3 separate regions of the Homo sapiens genome follow, and regions 1 and 3 are each linked to region 2. A link is a contact called in ENCODE Hi-C or POLR2A ChIA-PET data. All regions are on one chromosome and are shown on one strand. The core of a region is the stretch at or near the end of the contact, and the rest is flanking DNA. Distances in the headings are between cores, read along the strand shown. Region 1 overlaps MFSD11 (major facilitator superfamily domain containing 11). Region 2 holds the start of SEC14L1 (SEC14 like lipid binding 1). Region 3 has its middle 120 kb from the start of LINC01987.

Evidence for each region. A loop is a pair of places that touch in the nucleus more often than their neighbours do. ChIA-PET counts read pairs that join two places held with the same protein, here RNA polymerase II (POLR2A). Pooled maps may share reads with other maps.
Region 1: a pooled map shows a loop between it and region 2 (4-fold over the local background). The contact joins the enhancer-like site here to the promoter of SEC14L1 in region 2. A Hi-C loop is called at or near these places in 4 of 50 pooled maps. POLR2A ChIA-PET finds 5 or more read pairs at or near these places in 3 of 52 experiments (activated CD4-positive, alpha-beta T cell, activated T-cell and naive thymus-derived CD8-positive, alpha-beta T cell).
Region 3: a pooled map shows a loop between it and region 2 (5-fold over the local background). The contact joins the enhancer-like site here to the promoter of SEC14L1 in region 2. A Hi-C loop is called at or near these places in 5 of 50 pooled maps. POLR2A ChIA-PET finds 5 or more read pairs at or near these places in 3 of 52 experiments (CD8-positive, alpha-beta memory T cell, activated T-cell and activated naive CD4-positive, alpha-beta T cell).

The regions. Positions count from the first base shown.
Region 1 is chr17:76,751,748-76,754,845 of GRCh38, reverse strand. MFSD11 (major facilitator superfamily domain containing 11) reads right to left here. Exons shown (of 13, transcript NM_001242532.5): 8 at 759-799. It also overlaps the pseudogene RNU6-97P. Among named protein-coding and RNA genes, the nearest start is that of MFSD11, 15 kb to the right of the region's middle. Within about 2 kb of position 1,250, at least 4 of the 41 ENCODE cell types and tissues checked have a DNase peak (open chromatin) inside an H3K27ac peak, as active enhancers do.
Region 2 is chr17:77,139,523-77,142,322 of GRCh38, reverse strand. SEC14L1 (SEC14 like lipid binding 1) reads right to left here and starts at 1,354. Exons shown (of 17, transcript NM_001143998.2): 1 at 1,216-1,354. LOC105371901 (a long non-coding RNA gene) reads left to right here and starts at 884. Exons shown (of 5, transcript XR_934988.3): 1 at 884-967. RefSeq lists silencers at 582-876, 1,041-1,490, 1,501-1,710, 1,861-2,070.
Region 3 is chr17:77,609,062-77,612,039 of GRCh38, reverse strand. No RefSeq gene overlaps it. Among named protein-coding and RNA genes, the nearest start is that of LINC01987, 120 kb to the left of the region's middle. Within about 2 kb of position 1,664, at least 9 of the 41 ENCODE cell types and tissues checked have a DNase peak (open chromatin) inside an H3K27ac peak, as active enhancers do.

The sequences.
Region 1 (3,098 bases), core at 1-2,500, 390 kb after region 2:
GTGAGAATTACATAGAGTAAAAAACAAAGAATTCAGCAGAGTCTTTGGCCAGGAAGACTTCTCAATGCATGAACATGATTATTCTTACTACCTTCTGGGTCACTGGAGCTACTGCTTTGCTCCAAGAAGTAGCAAGCAATCTGCTCTTTTTTTTTTTTTTTTGAGATGGAGTCTCCCTCTGCCACCCAGGCTGAAGTGCAGTGGGGCAATCTCGGCTCACTACAACCTCCACCTCCCAGGTTCAAGCAATTCTCCTGCCTCAGCCTCCTGAGTAGCTGGGACTACAGGTGCATGCCACCACGCCCGGCAAATTTTTTATATTTTTAGTAGAGAAGAGGTTTCGCCATGTTGGCCAGGCTGGTCTTGAACTCCCGACCTCAGGTGATCCGCCTGCCTTGGACTCCCAAAGTGCTGAGATTACAGGCGCGAGTCACTGCGCGCAGCCACAATCTGCTCTTAATTACCCTGCAAAAATCCCAGGAAGACTCTCAACTTCAGGGAGAACCTGAGTGCTATGCAGCCTCTTTCCACTTCCCTCACACACCTGGGCAGGTGGGCAGTCATACCATCATCCATCCCTCACAACCCCCATGTTAGAGAGATGTTGATAAGGAAGATCAATATATTTCAGAGCAGCATACCTGGAAAAATGCAAACCCTGGGGTGTCATCAATCCAAAGTTACCAGGGAATAGGGGAAAGGCAAATGCCGAGTTGTTCCTGAACAGTTCTTGCATTTCAGATACAGAAAATACTTACTAAAAGCATCTACTGCCTTTGTCAGATTGTTCTGGGCAGACCTGAGAAAATAAAATGTAAAAAATAAGTTTTTTCTTTTTGAAAATAAAAGAACAAACATACGATCACATTTTCATTTACGTTCGTAAAAACCCTGTCCTATACCAGGTCTGAGATGCATTCCCAGTGACTCGAATGCTCCTTGCCTCAGGGTGTCCCTCATGGCCACACCCTCGCTTCAGGTTTTTAAAGTCCCACCTGGGCACCTCTCTATCAACTATTGGAAGACTATTCTTTCAGATTACACTTATTGTACATGTTTATGCACGTCTTTCTCAGAAATGATACTTCAGGCAGTACAGAAATACCTTCTATCCTGTTACTTTCACTTTCTTTCTTTCTTTCTTTTTTTTTTTTTTTTGAGACAGGGTCGCACTCCACCTCCCAGGCTGGAGTGCTGTGATGCAATCTCAGCTCACTGCAACCCCCACCTCGCAGGCTCAGGTGATCCTCCCACCAGCCATCCTCCCACCTCAGCCTCTTGAGTAGCTGGGATTACAGGTGGGTCCCACCACACCCAGATAATTTTTTGTAGTTTTGGTAGAGACGGGGTCTCACCATGTTGCCAGACTGGTCTTGAACTTCTGAGCTCAAGTGATCCACCTGCCTCAGCATCCTGAAGTGCTGGGATTCCAGGCATGAGCCACCACACCCGGCCTATCCTGTTACCTTCAAACTGAAAATAATCTGTGAGTACTCAATTTTCTACCGCCCTTACTATGAAAAATAAGTTCTTTGGCATTAAAACCCGTCAGAGACTTTTGTTATTTTCTGCATCCTGAGGTGGTTACTTTGGATGTGGTATCATGAAGGCTTTCTTGAAGTTAGCTTTCATTCATCTCCTTGCTGCTATGACTGTTTGGGTATCGAGAACCAAGAGACTTTGACAGGTACTGTACTCTCGATTGGCTTCACATCAAAATTCAAGCACTGACAGGTGACGACTGCTATGTGCTTTCTGATGAAGTGTTTTTGGGAACTGTAACCAACATGTGACAAGATTTTTTTTTTTTATGGAACAAGATTTTTTTTTTTAAATATGGAACACTTCACAAATTTGCATGTCATCCTTGCGCAGGGGCCATGCTAATCTCTGTATTGTTCCAATTTTAGTATTTGTGCTGCCGAAGTGAGCACAAGATTTTTATATGTTATATGTTTCTATACCAACAGTGTCATCAAATCTCAGGTTTTAAAAGGGAAGGTTATTTTAAAATCTGTACTAATATTTACCTCAGGAAGATTACCAAGGCAAGGATTCATGCCTATCTCCTGCCCTGCTGAGAGAGGTGGGTCTTCGTCGCAACCTGCAATTTTATTTATCCATACAAGGCAGGTCAAATCACAGACTTGGGCAGGGTGTGGTGGCTCACGCCTGGAACCCCAGCACTTTGGGAGGCCAAGGCAGGCTGATCACTTGAGGGTGGATTACTTGAGGTCAGGAGTTTCAGATCAGCCTGGCCAACATGGCGAAACCCTATCTCTACTAAAAATACAAAAAAATTTAGCAGGGTGTGGTGGTGCACCCCTGTAATCCCAGCTACTCAGGAGGCTGACATGAGAATCGCTTGAACCCAGAAACTGAGATCACGCCACTTCACTCCAGCCTGGGCAACAGAGCAAGACTCCATCTCAAAAAAAAAAAAAAAAATCCCTGACTTTTCCAGTTTACCAAGACTACTGCCGAAACACTACTGAGTGCTTGAAATCATGCTCCAAAGCTTAAAACGTATTTTTCTTATTCATCCACCAAGATTGATGAAGTCAAGGAAGTGCCTAACATTAGATCATTGTACATCCTATGCCTCATTTTCTCTTCAATGGGAAACGGAAGTGGGTTATATAAGGTGATACACAGAGCAACTGCAGCTGTCTGAGGACTGAGCAACAACACGCCTGAGCTATAATACTGAGGATGGCAGAGTTCTTATTGATACCATTTGCTTTCATTAATCTGCAATTTTCACAAAGCAGACATTTCCTTCTATGATTCCTTTGGAGAAATAAGTTTTTAATTATACTAGAATCATATTCAATAACACTCTTCAGAATCATGAATGCCCTCCTTGTGACATGGCTGGGACGCACAATGATCTACTGATTGAAACAAGGGCTTTGGAGTCAGAGGCCTGGCTTTGCTGCTAATTAGTTGTGTGATTTTAGACAAGTGACTTCATTTCTCCAAGTATTATTTCCTCATTCATCAAATAGGGATGCTACGACTTACCCATGGGAATTAAATAAGATAATGCAAGTTAAGCATAATTGTTAATAAGATTATAAGAAAGTTTTTAAAAAATA
Region 2 (2,800 bases), core at 105-2,604:
GATTATAGTCATGAGTCACGGCGCCTGGTATAGAATTCCCATCTATAGTACTAAGGTTTAAACAGGTTTGGAACTTTCTCTGGTATGTCTGGCATACCTCTCAGAGGAGAGGTCATGGTGGAAAACATCGCCATCTGACAGTGTGAAAACGGCTAAGGAATGACTCTGGGTGACCACGAGTAAGCCATTTGACTTCCCTAGGACTCAGTTTCATCTCTGTAAAATGAGGTTTTCGGGGAGATGATCTTGAAAGACTTCCACCTCTAAAACCATGAGAATGAGAGCCAAACTCCCAAGTTCTCCAAACTCAACTTGAAGCTTTTCTAATATTCATCTTGATTATGCGACTGACACATCCTGATGTGCTGGGACCACGTTCTTTTTCTTTTGCAAACCTTACAGTGTTGGTGCACAGTGGGAATCCAATCATCTTTTAAAAATTTAATTGGGAATATTAATTTTAGGGTACTCTCCCAGATATGAGGACGATAACCGGGTACAAACAAGAGTTGGGGGAAGAAGCAAAAAAGCGTAATGCTCGTTTAAGAAACGGTAACATCCATTCAGGATTCCACCGCCTGGCAGAACTGGCTACACTCACTTAAGAACCTGCTAATTCACGAGCTTGTGAACCACAGCCAGGTCTCAGCTGCCGATGCTCTGGTCCAGATAAACGCCCTACGCGGGCATCCGGAGTGACAACGACCAAGTGGCATCCAGGAGCCGGACGGCCTCCATTGCATGACAATCGCTGTTTAAACAGGAGCCAAAGGCCAGACCCACTGAACGCATCCCGAGCAGGCTCGAGGGGCGGCCGGCGCCCGGGGCTGCTCAGCAGGGGTCCCGCGCGGCTGAGCCCCACGGGGCCAAAGCCCCGACCGACGGGAGAGAGGGGCGGGCACTGGCTCCGGACCCGAAACTCCGCTCTCAGCAAAAAGCGGCTCCCGGGAACTGGAAGCCTGGCGAGGTGGGGGTGGGGGCGGGGGAGGGGGGCGAGGGGCGGCGAGGGGCGAGCAGGGGGGCGGAGGGCGAGCAGGGGGGCGGGGGCACGGCCCGTTTCGGGTGCCGGGCCGATGGCAGCCGGGGCTGGGGAGGGACAGGCTCAGCAAGCGGGCGGCCGGGAGTTCCGGGGGGCCCGCCCGAGAGGCGCCGGACTCCACGGAGACCGGGACCGGGGCGAGGGCGCACTCGGACCCGCCGCGACGACGCGCCTACCTCTTGTCAGAAAGGCCGGGCCTGGGACACGGGGTGGCGAGGGGCGCTCATACCGGCGGCTCCGCGGGGCAGTCTCGGTTCCACTGCTCCGCGACCGTAGCTCGACCGCCGGTTCCGGGGAGGGGGCCGGGGAGGCGGGAGGGGGAAGGGGCGCGGCGACGGCACTTGTGGTTGTTACGGGTGACGGGGTGGGCGGGGCCGGGCGCCGGGAGGGGCGCGCGTGCGCGGCCGCGGCCGAGGGAGCGGGGGCGGGAGCGGGCGATGGTTGCTAAGAAAGGGGAGGGGGGAGGACACCCGGGGCCCGAACTGCGCAGGCGCGAGCTCCGACCCGCGAGCGTGGGAGGAGCTCGGAGAAGGCGCCGGCCCCGTCGCACTGCTGGATGTGCCCGAGGTCCTCGTGGCCCCTCCCAGTTTTGCGTCACTTGTTGGGGGCGGGGCCGGGCTGGGCTTCGCGAGTAGCGGGCGGAGGCGGAGTGAAGCCCCAAGGGGCTGCCGGCGTGCAGGGGAGGGGTTCGGCTGAGCGGGAAAAGGGAAGTTTGCGGGAGGTCAAAACCACCGGGGCCCTCCCGTATGGCTGCTGCTCTGAGGCCTGCCTCTGGTCGCCCTGGCGGCTGCCCCCGTGCTTCCTCATTTCTTGTTGACTGTTCAGGAGCACCAGGCTGCTCGCGCCAGTGCCCCGACCGCATTCTCGCCGAGTAATGGGGAGGAGGCGGACGCCGGTGCTGCGCGGCCCAGGGCTCGGGAGGGCCCGGGTGAGCCCGGGTGGAGCCCAGCGGCATCCTTGTCAACACATCCAGACGGCTCTAGTGTCGGGCCGCGGGCTTGAAACTGAGACGCGCGCCCAGGGCCTGCCCCTCGGAAACGAGGGTGCCAAGGTGGGGCTGCTAAGTAGCTCCCGAATTTCAGCAGGAGAGCACCGTCCAGCCCCAATTTTCAATCCGGTACCACTGAGACATTTTGGGGTCCTTAAGAGGAGCTCATGACTAGAAAGGGGCACCTCGCATGCCCACCCACACAGCAAAGCTGGTTTTATAACCAACATGCAATTTCACTGTCAAAGTCACTGTTGTTCCGTTCACATTAGTCACCCTGAGTGGCTGTACATTTCATGCTGCCATTGGACAGAACGTTTTTGGACCTGTTTAGGAATTTCCATCAAAGCCAGTTTACCAGACACACAAGCAAATCATTCATGGCCTCATCACCCCTTGTGTTCCACGTCAAACCATCATCTTCCAGCTGGGTCACCTACATTATTCACTACATTCAGTCTGACTGGCTTTTGCTTGTTTGTAGAAATCACATCCACCGGCCGGGCGCGGTGGCTCACGCCTGTAATCTCAGCACTTTGGGAGGCCGAGGTGGGCGGATCACGAGGTCAGGAGATCGAGACCATCCTGGCTAACACGGTGAAATCCCTGTCTCTACTAAAAATACAACAGATTAGCCGGGCGTGGTGGCGGGCGCCTGTAGTCCCAGCTACTTGGGAGTCTGAGGCAGGAGAATGGCGTGAACCCTGGAGGCAGAGCTTGCAGTGAGCCGAGATCGCGCCACTGCACCCCAGCCTGGTCGACAGAGCGAGACT
Region 3 (2,978 bases), core at 415-2,914, 470 kb before region 2:
CAGCGTCCACTGGGGCCAATGCAGATGCCTGCTCACATGAAGTCCGGGGGCACCAGGAAACGGCTCGTGGAACAACTCTGAGGTCAGGGGTTATTCCTGTTTAACAGATGGGAAAACTGAGGTCTAGGGGTAAATGCCCAGCCTAAGAGCACTCCTCTCTTCCGGATGACATTAACCCCGGAGCCTCCTGATGGACCTGGCCATTCAAGAAGGTGCACTCTTCCTCTTTGACTCATGATACGGGGCCATCCCATCAGTCACCACGCCTGAACATCAGAACAATTTCTAGAGCAGAGCACACGAACCTTCCCTCCCTCAGCAGCACCTCCTAGACCTCAAGAGCCCTGACTGCTGAGACATGCATCCCTTCGGGGGCCTGACATCTCCTCCACTGCGATTTGAACCACCAGAGGATCAGTCAAGCTCTGGAAACGAGACCCAGGGAAAAGGAAATCTCAAATTGAACACGAGACCACAGAAGGTGTCCACATTCTCTAAAGCCCAGAAACCCAGCAGGACCCAGGAGGCTTCCTGGATTTCAGAGTGGGGTTTGCAAGCCCGCCTTATTTGGGGATAAACTGAACATCACGCTAATTCCTCATTAGCCCTTTCCAGCTGTAAGCATGGGGCTGGTGCAGGAGGGATCTCCCATTTCCCCCGATTGGGACCACAGAAAAAGGATGGAAAGTAACTTAACAAGCTTTTTGGATGTCAAATTGCTGTTACAAAACAACGTTTTTAGGAGTTAAGCAATTAATCCAAACACACATGGATTCAATTTCCTTGAAACCCAAATGGCTTAAAAAACCAAGGGAGAAAAATGCTCAGGGACAAATCCCTTCTGAGTTTGTGAACCCCAAGCCTGTGGAAAGAAAACAACAGAACTGCGGTGCTGCCCCCCTTAACACACTGGAAGCTCCCTTCTCGGTGGAGGGAGGATGGGGCAGGCGCCCAGGCCCCACAGTCACGTGGACTGGGGGCCCAGAGGACGTGGACAAGGGAAGGAAGCAATATGCTTCTCCTCTGCTCAGTGCTCTTTCTCTTCTGGTTTTCTATAAGGCAAGGGAAGAGGTTTCAAGGCAAATATTCGCTTTTCCCCTGCAACGCTTTATAACTTGGCCTTAGATACTCACTTGGAAGAAAAAGCTTTAATAGAATCCTGTTGGGGCCTTTTTATGACCTCCCCAAACAAAGGAAATCAAACACAAGACAATGTTTATATCCAACTTCTAGGGTCAAATGGGAAAGCAATCAGCTCAAAGTGCAGAAACATTGAGGGCTGCATCCTCTCTCTGGTGCCACTCACTCTGGGGCACAGATCGGGGACCCGCCAGGCTCAGCCACCCTCTGGTGTGCATCCTTGGGCAAACCACATCCCCGAAACTCCGGTCCCATCTGGAAGCTTGGGGAAGAGCAGTTGAAATAACATTGAGTTCAGAAAGCTAAATGCATGTTGTTAAATCAAGTTTAGCCTAAAGCTGCCTCCTTACATATTTTAAGTTCGGCCTAAAGGTTTTTCTGTACATCGTGAACTATCGATGTAACAAGCGGAGGCATCAACAGACTGTAGCCTGCACTTGTGCCAGTCACTGAGTTTTGGCCAATCAAAGGGGGCCGACTGAACGGTGTTCAAATAAGGCAAACACCAACCTGTAACCAATCCAGCTGTTTCTGTACCTCACTTTCGCTTTCTGTAGTCGATTTCCTCTTTCTGTCCATAAATCTTACTCCACCACGTGGCTGCCCTGGAGTCTCTGAGCCCACTCTGGCTCGGGAGGCTGCCTGATTCACGAATTGTTCATTGCTCAGTTCAACTCCTTTCAATTTAATTCGGCTGAAGTTTTTCTTTTATCAGAGTGAAAATATTATATATTTTTTAAACTTGTTAAGCACCGTGCAACTGTTTGTCCTTGTCACTTGCTGAGGGGGTGTGGCCTGAGCGCTGACAGCCCCCCAGTGATGACAGCCTTATTGTTTTATTTTTACTCTTCACAACATGGCCCCTCTTCCTTCCTCACCCCCTTCCAACTTCTTTTGCTCCTATGGAGGTTCCAGCTTCACAGTGGAGAAGAACAGGACCCACGGTCTGACTGCAGGCCTGCTGCCATGTTTTTCACAGAATTAAATCCACCAGGAACTCTCTCCTTCTCAATATCTGACCTGCCCACAGTCCTTAATCCTCTTGCAGTCCGTAACAGATCAGGAGAAGGTCAGGGGTGTTGTCTGAACCCTGGGAGGGAACCCGTTCAAAGACAGCAGAGGGGCCCCTGAGGAGCTCCCACCCCAGCATCCACCTCCCCGTGGGGCCAATGTCTGATCTCCCTACCTCCCGTTCCACTCGTGGGGCCAATGTCTGATCTCCCTCCCTCCCGTTCCACCCGTGGGGCCAGTGTCTGATCTCTCTCCCTCCCGTTCCACCCGTGGGGTCACTGTCTGATCTCCCTCGCTCCCGTTCCACCCGTGGGGCCAGTGTCTGATCTCCCTCCCTCCCGTTCCACCCGTGGGGCCAATATCTGATCTCTCTCCCTCCCGTTCCACCCGTGGGGTCACTGTCTGATCTCCCTCCCTCCCATTCCATCTGCCATGGGTGATTCCCTCACTGTGGGACAATTCTCACCAGCATGACAGCACATGCCACTTCTCCTGTCCCCAAAAACCAAACTAAACCCTTTTGCCCTGTTTTTCCCTCGAGCAATCACTCCACATCTCCCCTTTCCTTGGCAGCAAAACTTCTCAAAAGAGCTGTGCACCCTTGCCATCTCCATTCCTCTCCTCTCATTCTCTCCCAGCATCCAGCCTGGGCATGGACCCCATCACCCCATGGAAGCTCCCGTTGTGCAGGTCACCAGAAATGCCATGCCTAGGGATCACCCCCAAAGAACTGAAAACAGAGACTCGAAAGGAGACACGGCCACACATGTTCATAGCATCATTACTCACAGCAGCACAAAGCTAGAAACAGCCCAACGGCCGTCAAC